Regions from separate parts of the Homo sapiens genome. Here region 1 is linked to region 2. Evidence: chromatin loops called from intact Hi-C (ENCODE). Cell type or tissue: CD14-positive monocyte. All regions are shown on one strand.

Region 1 (8,000 bases), 170 kb before region 2:
AATAAATAAATAAATCCAGGTCTGCGGGCCTCCAGACTCAGATCAGGTAATTAATATGAAAGAGAGGGCTTTACCACTAAAGACGGCCACTACCTACATCAGGGAATTATCATTAGTTTAAATAATAGATGTTTCGGCAATCTAGTCAGGAAACCTTGTAGAAAGGTTGTTACTTAAATCCACAGCATACTTCATACAAGGAATGCTAAAGTCTCTATTTTTATTACTCATCACACATAACAGGCCCACATTGCTATTTTCTGAAGTTTTAAAAGAACAAAACAAAAAAAAATTCCACTCTCTCTTTGTTGAACCAAATATTCCCCTGCTTCTGAATTCATTTTGAGGGAGATTAGAAAGAGACCTGAGATTAACAGCAACAATAACAAAAAGACATCCAGGAAACAGCTCCTTGTCATTGCTGTGCCAGGTAAGCTGTCCTTTGAAGTTCCTCCTGAAAGCTTTGCTTAGGTAAGATGTTTTTCTGCCTAAGACAATGAAGCATTCTCAGAGATCTGCTATTGGAAGAGAGAGAAACAAACTATCACACACCCGTATTGCTGCTAGTTGTTTTTAAGTTAGTTTGTTTTAAACTCTGCTTATTACCTGGATCCACATCAGAAGAATAAGGAAAAGAATGGAATTCCAAAGAACTGAAAGCCTCGCTGTTGGCTTCTTGGCTGGGTCCCTGCAGGACGTAATCTCTTATGTCACACGCTGATGGCAGGTCCAAAGCACTGCTCTCCTCTGACAGGCTGCCTGAAGTGGCGTCCCTGGCTGCCATAGTCCTGCCATGGAAAAAAGAAAACAATTCAGTACAAAAGGCACCACATAGCAGGATCCTTCATTGGAGACAGAGCTTGAAGAATTTTATTTGTTTTTTATTTTTATTTTTATTTTTGTAGAGATCAGGTCTCACTAAGTTGCCCAGGCTGGTCTTGAACTCCTGGGCTCAAGCAATCCTCCCACCTCAGCCTCCCAAAGTGATGGGATTATAGGTGTGAGCCACCATACCCACCCAAAAAATTTTAAAGGTCAAACAACAGTGAAATCAGAATGATTTACAGTAGTCCCCCCTTATGTGCGATTTTGCTCTCTGCAGTTTCAGTTGATCTCACCCAACTGTGGTTCAAAAATATTACATGGAAAACTCCAGAAATAAACAATTCATAAATTTCAAATTGTGCACCATTCTGAGTATTGTAATGAAATCTCATGCTGTCCCACTCCATCCCACCTGGGACATTAATTACCCCTGTCCAGCGTATCTGAACTGTACATGCTACCTGCCCCTTAGTCATTCAGTAGCCTTTTCAGTTACCAGATGGACTGTTGTGGTATCACAGTGCTTGTGTTCAAGTAACCCTTATTTTACTTATTAATGGCCCCAAAACACAAGAGTAGTGATGCCAGCAAGTCAGATATGCCAAAGATAGGCCACAAAATACTTTCTTTAGGCAAAAAGGTAAAAGTTGGCCAGGCACACTGGCTCATACCTGTAATCCCAGCACTTTGGGAGGCTGAGGTGGGTGGATCACCTGAGGTCAGGAGTTCAAGACCAGCCTGGCCAACATGGTGAAACCCTGTCTCTACTACAAATACAAAAATTTAGCCAGGCTTGGTGGTGGGTGCCTGTAATCCCAGCTACTTGGGAGTCAGAGGCAAGAGAATCCCTTGAACTTGCGAAGCGGAGGTTGCAGTGAGCGGAGACCGTGCTATTGCACTCCAGCCTGGGCAACAAGAGCAAACCTCCATCTCAAAAAAAAAAAAAAAAAAAAAAAAAAAAGGTAAAAGTTCTCAACTCAATAAGCAAAGAAAAAAATCATATGCCTAGGCTACTAAGATCTACTGTAACAATGAATCTTCTATCCGTGAAATTGTGAAGAAGGAAAAAGAAATTCATGTTAGTCTTGCTGACACACCTCAAACTGCAAAAGTTATAGCCACACGGAGGTTGTAGTGAGCCGAGATTGCACCACTGCACTCCAGCCTGGGCTACAGAGCAAGACTCTGTCTCAAAAAAAAAAAAAAGTTATGGAGTTATGGCCACAGTACATAAGTGCTTAGTTAAGATGAAAAAGGCCTTACATTTGTGCGTGGAAGATATGAACAGAAAGGTGTTCTGATAGCAGTGTGTTGTACCAGAAAGCACAGAACCTACACAAAGACATCAGCAAGGATCCCCTGAAACAAGTGACACCAAGCCATTTACTGCAAGTAAGGGACAGTTACACAGATTCAAGAATAGGTTTGGGCTGAAAAGCATAAAAATTACTAAAAAGGTTGCATTTGCCAGTGAAGAAGCTGCTGCAACATTTTTAGCAGACTTGAAGAAGTAGATTAAGGAGAAAAGATACCATACACAGCAAGTCTTCAATTGCAATAAAACTGGCCTCTTCTGGAAGAAGATGACCAATAGAACCTACATTCATAAAAGTGCAAAGGAAGCACCAGGGCATAAAGCATGAAAAGACTGGAAAGTACCAGATTAACTCTGGTACTCTGTGGCAACGCTGCAGGGCATATGATAAAGCTAAGCATAGTGTACAGAGCAAAGAACCCATGTGCTCTCAAAAGCAAAACCAAAAATTATTTATGCTTGTGTTCTAGCCATATAATCAGAAAGTATGGGTGACAGCTGTCTTGTTTATAGAGTGGTTCCACCAATGTATCAATGGTTCCCAGAAGTGAAAAAATATTTGAAAGAGGAAGGGCTGGAATTTAAGGACCTATTAATAATAGATAATGTACCTAACCATCCTGAATCTGTTTGCCATGAAAATGAAAATGCTGAGGTTGTATTTTTACCTGCAAATACAACCTTTTGCTTCAGCCGCTTGACTAGGACATCATTCATTTTCTCAAGGCCACATACATCTGCCTGGTATTTGATCACATTCAACAGCAATGGATGCAGACCCTAAACTGGAAATAATGTAGTGCTGGAAATCATTCACTATTGCTGATGCAATAGCACTCATCAAGTTGCAATGGATGAATTAAACCACAAACCAAATGCCTGCTGGAAGGACTGATGGAGTGGAAGTTGTGAATGATTTTAAAGGCTTGCCTGAAATTGATAGATGAATTAGGAAAATCATCCATGCAACAAGACAAGTTGATGGAGAAGGATTTGCTGATATGCTTGATGAAATAGAAGGACATACTGAAGGCCTTTGAGAAGTGTTAGCAAATGAGGAACTGGAAGAACTTTCATGTCCTCCACAGAGGAAGAGGAAGATGAAGAAAAAACTAAACCAGAACCAGCCATGTGGACATTACTAAAATTTGCTGAAGTGTTTCAAACTGCACTGACATTAAAGCACAAAATTATGGCATATGATCCTCAGATGGAATGCAGCTTAAAATCGCCTACAACTTCGCAGCAACACTTTTGAGTTAGAGAAAGGCAACAACCTCTGATTAGAATGTTCTTCCAAAAGTTTTCATCAAAAAACACTATCAAGGATCCCCAAGCATTGAGATCTTCATGGCTCAATGATCCAGTATTGCCTGAAGCAGAGGATCCTCCTTCTGATGTAACCTCAGAAAGTCAATAGTAGCCGAACACTAACAGTGCCTGCGCCATTCACCTCTCTTCATCTCATCACATAGGTAATTCCTTTTTTTTTTTTTTTTTTTTTTGAGAAGGAGTTTCACTCTTGTTGCCCAGGCTGGAGTGCAATGGCACAATCTCGGCTCACTGCAACCTCCGCCTCCTGGGTTCAAGCGATTCTCCTGCCTCAGCCTCCCAAGCAGCTGGGATTACAGGCATGTGCCACCACACCTGGCTAATTTTTGTATTTTTAGTAGAGACGGAGTTTTGCCATGTTGGCCAGGCTGGTCTCGAACCCCTGACCTCAGATGATCCACCCGTCTCAGCCTCCCAAAGTGCTGGGATTACAGGTGTGAGCCACAGTGCTCAGCCACGTAGGCATTTCATCATCTCACATCACCACAAAAAGAAGGGTGACTATAGTACAATAAGATATTTTGAGAGAGAGACCACATTCACATAACTTATATTACAGTATATTTTAATAACTGTTCTATTATTAGTTTTGTTGTTCATCTCCTACTGTGCCTAATTTATAAATTAACCTTTATCATAGGTATGTATATATGCATAGGAAAAAACGTAGTACATATTGGGTTCAGTACCATCTGCCATTTCGGGTATCCCCTGGGGGGTCCGTAGTCCACCTCAAGGGTAAGGCAGGACTGCTGTACTTTCCCCTGCTATTGATGGTCTTTAACTCAGTATTTGTTTACCCTGTTTTCTTCATCATGAGAAAGAATTGCTCTCAGCAGAGAAGAAACATTAATAATTTCAGCTGGAAAATAAACTGCATGTCAGAAAAGGGAATGGTTCAATCAGAGAGCACTCTCTCAATGAAATACCACACAGCACCATAACTCAAGGCCTACAAGAATATTTGATAAGGCTGGGTGCAGTGGCTCACGCCTGTAATTCCAGCACTTTGCGGGGCCGAGGCAGAAGCATCTCTTGAGCCCAGGAGTTGAAGACCAGCCTGGGCAACATAGCAAGACCCAATTTTTACAAAAAATTTTAAAAATTAGCCAAGTATGGTGGCATGTGCCTATAGTCCCAGCTACTCAGGAGGCAGAGTTGGGAGGATCACTTGAGCCTGGGAGGTCAAGGCTGCAGTGAGCTGTGATTGTGCCAATGCACTCCAGCCCAAACGAGAGTGAGACCTGTGTCTTACCAAAAAAAAAAAAAAAAACAATTACATGAGAAGAACTGTCCATGATACGTTAAATGTGGTGAGCATAGCCGCCTTCCAAGCAGTTGACCTGGGCTTGATTCCCAGCCAATGTGCCCACGTGCATACACACACATGATATATTCAATGTAAAAAGGTTCTAAAACATTAAGTAGGGTTTGATCCAGATTATATAAAATAAAATGCCATGTGTAAGATGTATGTGTAAGAAATATAGATAGATAAAGCTAGGAGGAAAAATGTCTAGAAGGGTATATCCAGTGAATTAATTTCACTAGTTATCTGGGTAATATGATTACAGGTGATTTGCATTTTCCTCTACGGACCAAACATGCAGTCAGTCAATTATTTAATGTGACAGGCCTGGTGCCAGGCACTGGGAACACAAAGGTGAATGTCACAGACCCTTCCCTCCTAGTTTGGAGTGACCCAAACACAGACACATACCTTGTTAACACAGTGAGTCAAGACAGAAGAGCCCAGAAGGGGCAGGAGGCTTTCTGGAAGAGGTTCTCCCCAAGCGTGGGGCAGGCCAGCCATGGCTAGGGGAAAGTGTGCACTCAGGAAGAACCAGCTCGGACAAGCACAGTGCCACAGCGTATCAGGGGTTTAAAGTGAGTGTCAAGAATTGGCTGGGCGTTGTGGCTCAAGTGCTGTAATCCCAGCACTTTGGGAGGCCAAGGCGGGTGGATCACCTGAGGTCAGCAGTTTCAGACCAGTCTGGCCAACATGGTGAAACCTCTTCTCTACTAAAACTATAAAATTAGCTGGGCATGGTGGCACACACCTGTAATCCCAGCTACTTGGGAGGTTGAGGCCCAAGAATTGCTTGAACCCGGGAGGCAGAGGTCGCAGTGAGCCGAGATCACACCACTGCACTCCAGCCTGGGTGAAAAAGCAAGACTCTGTCTCAAAAAAAAAAAAAAAAAGAATTCGTCACTCAGTGAGTAAACGGGAAAGGACAAACTCTGTGGTCTCAGCTGGATGGCTACAGAGCCCTTCTCCTCCTGTAGCCAGCTCTGGGAAGGCCTGGCTGCTATCAGCAACTTGGATACAAAGACTCTTTAATTAAGCTCTGGAAACCTCCAAGGTGGCTTAGTGGATTCAGCATTTGGACATTACACTAGGTGTTCCCTACCCCTCCATTACTCTCTGACTCATAAGTTGCTGTCATCAATAACTCTTATGATAGCTGGCACCAGGTGTCATGAGTGCCATGGGCACATGCAGAGCAGTTATCAGGTCAGATCTGCAGATTTGACAGCTGGGTAGCAGGTGGACTTGTCGCACTTAAGCCTGGTGGCAGGCAATCTCATGAACAAGAATTCATTCGCCTGCAGTGGTCCGGGTGGGAAAGGAAGAGCACATGAATGAGGTCAGGGACCCACGGGTCAAGAATAGATTCAGAGAGATTAAGAATAGATTTACTAACTGAAATGAGAGTAGAACTTAATAAATGAATAAAGAGGCCAGGCGCGGTGGCTGATACCTGTAATCCCACCACTTTGGGAGGCTGAGGCAGGAGGATTGCTGCTCAAGAATTTGAGACCAGCCTGGGCAACATAGCAAGACCTTGTATCTATTAAAAATTTAAAAAATACATGTTAGCCAGGCAGAGTGGTGCATGCCTGTAGTCCCAGCAACTCGGGAGGCTGAGATGGGATGATCACTTGAGCCAGGCAGTTGGGGATACAGTGATGCGAGATTGTGCCACTGCACTCCAGCTTGGGTGACAGAGCGAGACTCTGTCTCAAAAAGAAAAGAAAAGAAAAGAAAAGAAAATGTGAATGGAGAAATGTGTTAAAGAGGAGCTGAGAGTCAACAAGGAGAGACAGTTTCGGTGACTGGGTTTTTTATTAACTGGGTTAGAGGTGACAGGAAAAGAAACAGTTTTCAGAGGAGGCAATATCCAAATTATGGCATCCTATGCAGCTGTTAAAACGACAGTCAGAACTTCAAAGATCTCAAAAACATATGTTTGCATGAAAGAAGTAATTTCAGACTGGGCATGGTGGCTCAAGCCTGTAATCCTAGCACTTTGGGAGGCAGAAGTGGGAGGACTGCTTGAGGCCAAGAGTTCAAGACCAACCTGGCCAACATAGCCAGACCCTGACGCTATAAGAAGAGAAAAAATATAATTAATTTTAAAAAGAAGTAATTTCAGAATAACATGAGCAGTGTAATCATAAGAGTAGTTCCCATTTATTGAATGCTTGTTAGAGGCCAGGCATTGTGCTAAGAGCTTCATCTGTCACAACCCTATGAGGCAGGTAATCCTATCAGTACCCTCTTTAACAGTCAGACTCAGACACAGAGAGTAGTAAAGTCACTTGCCCAGGGAAACACATCTCGAAAGCAGCCAAGCTAGGATGAACGCAGCCAAAAGTCCTCCCAGCATCCTGTGTCTGCATAGCCCCAGTATTGCAGCCTAAACTACCATGCGATTAGGCAAAGATAGGAGACATATTAAAACAAATCAACAGTGAGACCTGGCAAGATCTTTTTGTTTGAGGACACCCAGTCACGTGCTGTTGTACACATTCGCTCAGGCTGAGAGTGAGCCAAGCTATCAGCTGGTTGGTCTTGAAAGGAATGGAGTGATCAAGGTTCCTAAAGAAGCAAGAACATCCTGTCTTTTCACAGGTTCTATATTAGCCAACCAAGCCTGAAGCTTCAGCAAACACCTCTGCACCAGGCAACTCTGTCCTCCCCCTTCTCCCTTCATGTTACCTAACACTCTGCTCTAGAGGCTTCTGGAAGGGAACAAACGGGTCAATGAATGATGCTGGCATATCCTGCCTGCCTGCAAAGGTGCCGTGAAATCAACCATCAACTGAGAGTGTCATCAGCAATATGAAATGAATGGAATCCTTTTTGAAAACAAATAGCACATTGAAATGATACCTATATTTTCTTTGTTTTCAGAATCACTTAAATGCCAAATACATCACAAACTGGGAACTGGACCACAAAAAGAAGACATGTCAGCTGGGCGCAGTAGCTGATGTCTGTAATCCCAGCACTTTGGGACCCCGAGATGGGTGGATCACGTGAGGTCAGGAGTTTGAGACCAGCCTGGCCAACATAGTGAAACCCTGTCCTCTACTTAAAAAAAAAAAAAAAAAAAAAAAAAAAGGATTTGTGCGTATAAAATACATTATTTGGGACTCAGTGAATTTGTACGGAAGTAAAAAACCAGAAGTGGAGGCAGATTAAACCCTTCCTGTGGTGTGAACAACCTTGGGCCAGCAAGTA
Region 2 (8,000 bases):
GCTTTTAAAGTCTATTGATAAGTGTTCAAAAGAAATGATACATTACCTTAGTTAAGAAGTACTAGATTTTGGCTGGGCGCGGCGGCTCATGCCTGTAAACCCAGCACTTTGGGAGGCCAAGGCGGGCAGATCACCTGAGGTCAGGAGTTCAAGACCAACCTAGCCAATATGGTTACCCCATCTTTATTAAAAATACAAAAATTAGCCGGTTGTGATGGTGCGCACTTGTAATCCCAGCTACTAGGGAGGCTGAGGCAGGAGAATTGCTTGAACCTGGGAGGTGGAGGTTGCAGTGAGCCCAGATCATGACACTGCACTCCAGCCCAGGCAACAGAGAAAAACTCCATCTCCAAAAACCAAGAAGTACTAGATTTTCCAACTATATAAGTCTTTGTTTTGATGGGTTTTTAATTACATTTCTGCTCTCTCATTGACAGTTTTGTTTCTGTTGTTTTTGAGATGGAGTCTTGCCCTGTTGCCCAGGCTGGAGTATAGTGGTGTGATTTCGGCTCACTGCAACCTCTGCCTCCTGGGTTCAAGTGAATTCTCCTGCCTCAGCCTCCTGAGTAGCTGGGATTACAGGCATCTGCCCCCACACGCCCACCTCAGCTTCCCAGAGTGCTGGGATTACAGGTGTGAGCCACCACGCCTGGCCTTAATAATGTTCTTGATGTGAAACTTATTAGTAGCTACTGTTTGACTTTCTAGAAAATATTGATTAATAACCCTTTAGAGTACTGATAGGCATTTAGTGTTTGTCTGTTAAAATTGGAAGCTGTCTTGAAAGCAGAGACTGTGGTTTTATCCCTTTTGTACTCTTGGGTTCTTGTTACTGGCTCAATGAGTAGTTGAACAGATGAAGAAAACTTCATCCGTATGCCTTCCCCCTTTTCTCTGGCTTTGGTTCTAGAAAGGTGAGTCGAGTTAATTGGCAGGTGTTAGTGAGTGGTAGGTACCTGGGCCCAAACCTATATCTAGTGAGGCTCTTTCATCTCTGCTAAAGGGGGCAGCATATCTGGTTGAACTAATGCAAACTTCCCTGCTTATCCCACTGTGACTGATTGTTCTGTTTCTCTGTGACTGATTGTTCTGTTTCTTTAGGAGAAGTTTTTGCGATATGTGGAAGCTGTGATGCTTTGGGAAACTGGAATCCTCAAAATGCTGTGGCTCTTCTTCCAGAGAATGACACAGGTGAAAGGTGAGTATGGAAATGTGAGGTTACAGAATAACTGTGACATTAACCTTATGATGTTAGGGGCTTTTAAGATATCTTGGTATTTTTTCTTTTAGTTATAATTTTTATCAACATTATCACGTTGCATAGTTTTATGAGTGAAATAATTTTACAAAATTTGTGTGGGAAAAACAGGTTCCTCTCTTACTGTTAATCCCTGCCTCTCAACCACTTTCATTTCTTTTTTTTTTTTTAGATGTATTTTTTATTTTTACAACTCAGGATAATTGAATATACTTTTAATTCTTGACTGGTTCTTTAGGTACTTACCACCATAATTAGTTAGACAGGGTCTCACTCTGTTACCCAGGCTGGAGTACAGTGGTGTGATCCTAGCTCAATGCAGCCTTGAACTCCTGGGCTGAAGCGATCCTTGCGCCTCAGCCTCCTGAGTAGCTGTGACTATAGGCACCCATGACCATGCCTTGTTAATTGTGGTTGTTTTTTTGTTTTTTGTTTTTGGTGTGGAGATGGCATTACTTTTTTGTTTGTTTGTTTTTTGGGGTTTTTTTTGGCACAAAGGTGGTGTCTGGTTATGTTGCCCAGGCTGATCTCAAATTCCTGGACTTGAGATCCTCCCACCTTGCTTTCTTATTTGAAGAAACATTTTAAGGCATTAACATTTGTCTGGTCACTATATATTATTTTCTTCTTTTTAATTTTTTCTGATTTCTTTTTTTAATGGTAAGTACATATTCTTGATAAGAGATCTAATTTTTGTATTTGCCTATAAAAGTATTTCCTTGAAGTATGTGGTGTTAAAAGGAGCAGAGAGTGGAACACATACTTAGATAGCTTAGCTAATATGAAGAAATGTATTCACTAGTGGCATTGAATCCATCAGTAAACTTAGTATGGGCACAGTGGATGGAGAAAGGTAAATCTGGGTGTCAGCCACTCTTCTGCAGTTAAGTGTGAACTTGGGCGGCTGATGTCTGTAGGCCTCAGTTACCTCATCTGCATGATAAAAAGGGGTTAGCATAGATGAGTGGATGTCAGCAGAGGTGGCACTTACCCCACTGTGGATAGTTGGAAGTGTTATAGGTTTTCCTAAATAGCATACAAGTATATCCAGTGCCCGATTAGGTGATTGCTAAGGCTCTATTTTCCTGTAGAGCAGCATGTCTTAAAATGTGGCCTGTGCACCAGTACCAGTCCAAAAGACTTTTAAAAAAATCAATCCATGATGTGAGAAATACAAAAACTGAGAGCAAGCATTTAGAAATGTGTATAGCAGTTTGACTCCATGCATGTCACTGTGGACACATCTCATTGAACTGGGTATGTAGATCAGAATATTGGTCACCAGACAGGTTGAGTAAAGCAAACAAAAAATGCTGGTCATTCACAGCAAATAGTTTGAGGAGCACTGGTGGTAAAGCAACGGAAAATAACAAAGGAAAGTAAAAAAATAACAGTAATGTAAGCTAGGAGAAAGAAAATTAAAAAACACAGAACTCCCTTTTTTCTAGTTTGTCACTAGTATGACATATTTTCTCAGCCAATTCTCAGCTCTCCTTATAAGAGTTCTGTTGGTAAATAGTATTACTTTAATAGTATATATTCTTTACTAGTCTTTCACAGACTAGTATTTCCTTCAAGTGGCTATTTTTTCTTCGATTTTCAGATCAGCCACTCTGGTCTGAAGTGAAACCTCATATCTTTCTGAACTTGTCTCTAAAACACACCCCTGCCTGTCCTAAGTCAGTTTCAGCCAACTTGGTCAAAAAGATGTGAACAGGATAAGACACTTAACAATTTTAAGAGGACCAGTTGTTCATATGTTGTGCATGTACAATGAAATAGAATTGATTCACAGGTAGCAGATAAACAGTGTTTCACAGGGAGAAGGGAGTAGATACACAGGAATCCATGTGCCTTTAGACAATATTCGTGAGTTTTAAAATTGTGTTTCTTTGGAATTTTAATGTGCTCTGCATCTAAGTCTGCTGTGCCCCTGTCTTTCAGGGAGCGTCTTAAGCTTTCTCTTACCAGCTCTCCCTACCCACAGGCTCATGGCAGCTAGAGCTCTCCTGGAATTTTTTTCTGCTTAGAGAAAACTTGAAGGTCATGGTATTGTTTCCTAATACTGCTGAAGATGTGGGTCACTTGTGGTTTCATTTGCCCTCCTTGTAGATTTTATGGTATTTTGGGAAAGGATATAAGGGCAATTCAGAATTAGGCAGCTGCACTAAACCACCATATGACTACCCGTCTTTCCTGGTTTTGATTTAATTTCATCAGATTATTTTGTCTTTAGTTCACCAAATAGTTCTGATTCTTTTTTTAAAATTTTTTAGACAGGGTCTCATTCTGTCACACAGGCTGGAGTGCGATGACACGATTTCGGTTCACTCTAACCTCAAACTCCTGGGCTCCGGTGATCTTCCTGCCTCAGCCTCTCGAGTAGCTAGGTGTACACCATCATGCCCAGCTCATTAAAATTTTTTTATAGAGATGAGGTTTCACTGTGTTGAGACCTAGGCTGTTTGTGAACTCCTGGCTCAAGCTGCCCTCCCGCCTCAGCCTCCCAGCGTGCTGGGTATAAGCCACTATGCCTGGGTTCTGGTTCATTCTTAAATTTGCCACATTTGCTTAGACAAGTGGAGTAAAAAGACTCACTGCTTTGCCTTCTTCATCTCTTGTTTTCATTTAGTGGTTCTTTACCAGGGATCGCATTAGAATCACTTGGGAGGACTTGAAAAAAAATACACATACCTAGATCCTGCTCCTGGAGATTGAGAAATAATGGCTGAGGGAGAGGCGGCAGCACGTTTTTCACAGCTTATTAGTAATTCTACTCTGCACTAGTGGGGCTAGTTTCACATGCTCCAACTGGCTGTTTTGGAGATGAGGTAGTACTGGGAATTTGTCCCCCCCCCTTTTTTTCTTTTTGGGGTAGCAGAAATGGCAACTTTCTATTCTTAATTGGAAGAGTCCACCTGGAAACCTCTGTTGAAAAGGATTCTGAGGCTTATTGGGGAAAAATAGGGAACATGTGTCAAGCATTTGCTATTCTTTTTTTGTTTTTGTTTTTGTTTTTGTTTTGAGATGGAATCTCACTCTGTCACCCAGGCTGGAGTACAGTGGCGCGATCTGGGCTCACTGCAACCTCAGCCTCCCAGGTTCAAGTGATTCGCCTGCCTCAGCCTCCTGAGTAGCTGGGATTACAGGCTTGTGCCATCTCGCCTGGCTAATTTTTATATTTTTTGTAGAAATGTGGTTTCATAATGTTGGTCAGGCTGGTCTTGAACTCCTGACCTCATGATCCGCCCACCTCAGCCTCCCAAAGAGTTGGGATTACAGGCGTGAGCCACCACGCCTGGCAGCATTTGCTATTCTTGCTTTAAAGCAGTGATTTTTACTTATTTATTATTTATTTATTTTTTATTATTATACTTTAAGTTCTAGGGTACATGTGCAGAACGTGCAGGTTTGTTACATATATATACATGTTCCATGTTGGTTTGTTTAAAGCAGTGATTTTTAAAAATGTACATACCTTAATTAAAAAATACTTTATTGCTAAAAAATGATACAATCATTTGAGCCTTTAGTGAATTGCAATCTTTTTGCTGGTGGAGAGTTTTGTCTCAATGTTGATGGCTGCTAACTGATCAGAGTCGTGGTTGCTGAAGGTTGAAGGACAGTGTCAATTTCTTAAAATAAGACAGTGAAGTTTACTACATTGATTAACTGTTCCTTTCATGAAAGATTTTTCTGTAGCATGCAATCACCATAACAGATATAATAATAACAAAAAAGTTTGAAACATTATGAGATTTGCCAAACTGTGACATAGACACGAAGTAAGCACATGTTGTTGGGAAAATGGCACTGATAGACTTGCTCGACTCAAGTTTGCCACAGACCTTCAATTTGTAAAAAACACAGTATCTGTGAAGTATAATAAAGTGCAATACAATGAGCTATATCTGTATTTATTTTAGGAGCTAAGCTTGTATCAGAGTAAGGACAATGCCCTAAAACCTGTCTTAGCAGAGCCAGGTAGGGCTAAACTACTCATGCTGAATTAACGTTTGGTTAATGGTCTATGACAGGGGTTCTCAAAGTGTTTATAAAAGTTACCTGGAGGCGGCCGGGCCTGGTGGCTCATGCCTGTAATCCCAGCACTTTGGGAGGCCGAGGCGGTTGGATCATGAGGTCAGGAGATCGAAACCATCCTGGCTAATGCGGTGAAACCCGTCTCTACTAAAAATAAAAAAACAAAGTTAGCCAGGCGTGGTGGCGGGTGCCTGTAGTCCCAGCTACTGGGGACGCTGAGGTGGGAGAATAGCATGAACCCGGGAGGCGGAGCTTGCAGTGAGCTGAGATCGCGCCACTGCACTTCACTCTGGGTGACAGAGCAAGACTCCGTCTCAAAAAAAAAAAAGTTACCTGGAGGCTTGTTAAAATACAGGTTACTGGGCCCCCACCCCCAGAGTTCCTAATTCAATAAGTCTGGGTAGGGCCTGAGAATTTGCATTTCTAAGAAGCTCCCAGCTACTAATGATGGTCTGGGACCATGCTGTGGATAGCACTAGTTTATTATTTGAAGCTAAAACTCAGTTACAGTAATGAATTGTAGTGAATTCTTGACCTTAAGGCAGCTGTTGAGTCAAATCTTTAGTTTCTGTTAGAATAACATAGTTCAGAGAAAGACATTGGCCTGAAACAAGATACAGGTTCTGACTGCTTGTCTGAGGAATAGCCAGAGCCTGGGTAGGACAGCTTAGAATAACGGATAGTCAAGAATAGGAGTGTAACTCATGTTTATCTCTCATTTGTGACACAAAAGCTGCGACCCAAAGTCTCTTATCAGCCATGTAACATCCCTCGCTAAGTGGGAAGTCACAGAAGATTCTGACTCTGGCTTCCACTTTTGTACAACTTGAATTTTCTGTTTGGAAACTTATCCTGGCTCTTTATATGGCTGGTTCCTTCTCATCATTTAGACCTGAGCTCAGACAGCGCTTCCTCATTAAAACCTTCCTTCCTTTTAAAAGCCTCCTCCAGAACTTCGTTCTGTCTATCTTCTTTGGTTATTTTTCTGTCTACCCACACAGCAAAGGAAGCTCTTTGAAGATAAGGCTCTTTCTGCAGTATATACCCCTGTGTTCCCATTGCCTGCTACAGAGTAGGCCTGTAAAATTTTGTGTAGGAATAAATAAGTGATATTGGTCATACGTTTTATTTGAGGAGTTTTGTGAATTAAGAAGTCTTTATGCACTGTAGTTTGATATTGATGCTGCTGCTTTTAATTTTCTTTCTTCACAGCATGCTATGGAAAGCAACCATTGTACTCAGTAGAGGAGTATCAGTTCAGTATCGCTACTTCAAAGGGTACTTTTTAGAACCAAAGGTATGTTTTCTTTATCTAGTTTCCAATTCCTTTAGCACTTCCTTCAAAAGCAACTCACTTAAGTTTGAACACGTTCAAAGTAAAATGCATTTGCTTTGGTCAAATAAGGAATAGAACTCTTGATTAATAAAATTTACCAAAACCAAGGAAGTAGCCACTTCAGAGGCAGATGATGTCTGCCATGGAATTTTAAAAAGACATAGTAAGTATGTTCTGCAGTATTCTTATGAAATTGGTTTTAATGTGTTCTCTGTAAGTGTGCATTTTCGGTAACTTTTGTAAACTAGTTAGGAACCACTTGCAGAGCTTTTACTTTTGGTTTTGTTTTTTAATCCTTATGTGATGTAAATACATTTAGAGAAGTATATAGCCTGTTTTAAGTGAGTAATTAAAAAAATTATTTCACAGCAGCCATCTCTTAGTGGCTGTGTTAACTCTGATCAAAATTTAATTGATTCCTTTTAGATTTTTTCAAAGATGTTATTGATAAGACCCCTATCTTTTCTGGAGGCCTTTGGCATATCTATTCTAAATTTGCCTGTTCACAATTCATTATTTTGGGATTGTTTTCATATTCAGAAAAGAAAAAAAGTTAATCATTTTCCTTTTATTCTAAAGATACTTATTTGCTGAAAGGATTCTTTTCCTTCAGACTTTTACATTTGACACCCTTGGGCTGCATATGAACAAGGGTTTAGGCAGGGGTCTAGGATACAAATCATGGATTAGCTCTTGTTAAAAAATGTATTTCCTTTGGGAGTCATTAAGTGTTTTTGTTACGTGTGAAAAATGCAAGCAGCCACTGTTACCTCGTGCTCTTAGCCACCATTATACAAAGAAAAGAGACAAAATGACAAAAAATGACAAACCCACTTTAGCTGTCTTTTGCACCTATTACGTTTCTTGTTCCAAGAATATTTTGTGAATACACAGTAATTGAACTTAAATTACATTGTGGTTGATCATTGTGTTGGCTTTTCTTGACAATAGTTTCACTTTAACTTAAGAAAAGGGCATCTCATTTATTTGGCATGGGGTTATGCATCATGGTAAAGTTCTTTAGTATAACTTAAGCAATTGTGTGTAGATACATAGGTCATAGATATGGAAAGTTTACCTGAGGATCCTGGTATATGAAATTTAGCTTTGTAATATGTGAAACCAACTAAATTTTACTTAGGGGAGTTTGGATGAGAAAGATGATAATGAGTTCTTTGGGCATAGTTTTCTAAAGTAAGACTATTGTCAACACAGGTCAAATTAAGCCAACCTAAGTATTTATCCTCTTCATTGAAAATGTTACCAAAAGCAGCAGATCAGTCCAAAATACCTTTTGAAAAAATTGGCAAGAAGTCTGCTTAACAGTAAAAACAAGTTTTTCTCCTTGTAATACTTGCAAAAGTT

Evidence for each region. Hi-C counts contacts between places; a loop is a spot of excess contacts. Peaks named below come from ENCODE experiments on the same cell type or tissue, not always from the same donor. Only the 100,000 strongest peaks of a DNase experiment are listed, where the experiment ranks them.
Region 1: a loop joins it to region 2, with 2.1 times the contacts of the local background. A loop is called at or near these places in 17 of 110 quality-filtered maps.

The regions. Positions count from the first base shown.
Region 1 is chr20:5,765,650-5,773,649 of GRCh38, reverse strand. It overlaps SHLD1 (shieldin complex subunit 1), which reads right to left. Exons shown (of 3, transcript NM_152504.4): 2 at 607-788. The coding sequence starts at 784. Among named protein-coding and RNA genes, the nearest start is that of SHLD1, 19 kb to the right of the region's middle. In CD14-positive monocyte, no CTCF peak of the experiment used is centred here; a DNase peak (open chromatin) is centred at 3,209; H3K4me3 peaks cover 896 bases; H3K27ac peaks cover 817 bases.
Region 2 is chr20:5,591,923-5,599,922 of GRCh38, reverse strand. GPCPD1 (glycerophosphocholine phosphodiesterase 1) reads left to right here. Exons shown (of 20, transcript NM_019593.5): 3 at 1,102-1,198; 4 at 6,512-6,596. Among named protein-coding and RNA genes, the nearest start is that of GPCPD1, 15 kb to the left of the region's middle. RefSeq lists a silencer at 6,406-6,700. In CD14-positive monocyte, no CTCF peak of the experiment used is centred here; no DNase peak of the experiment used is centred here; H3K4me3 peaks cover 1,266 bases; H3K27ac peaks cover 3,449 bases.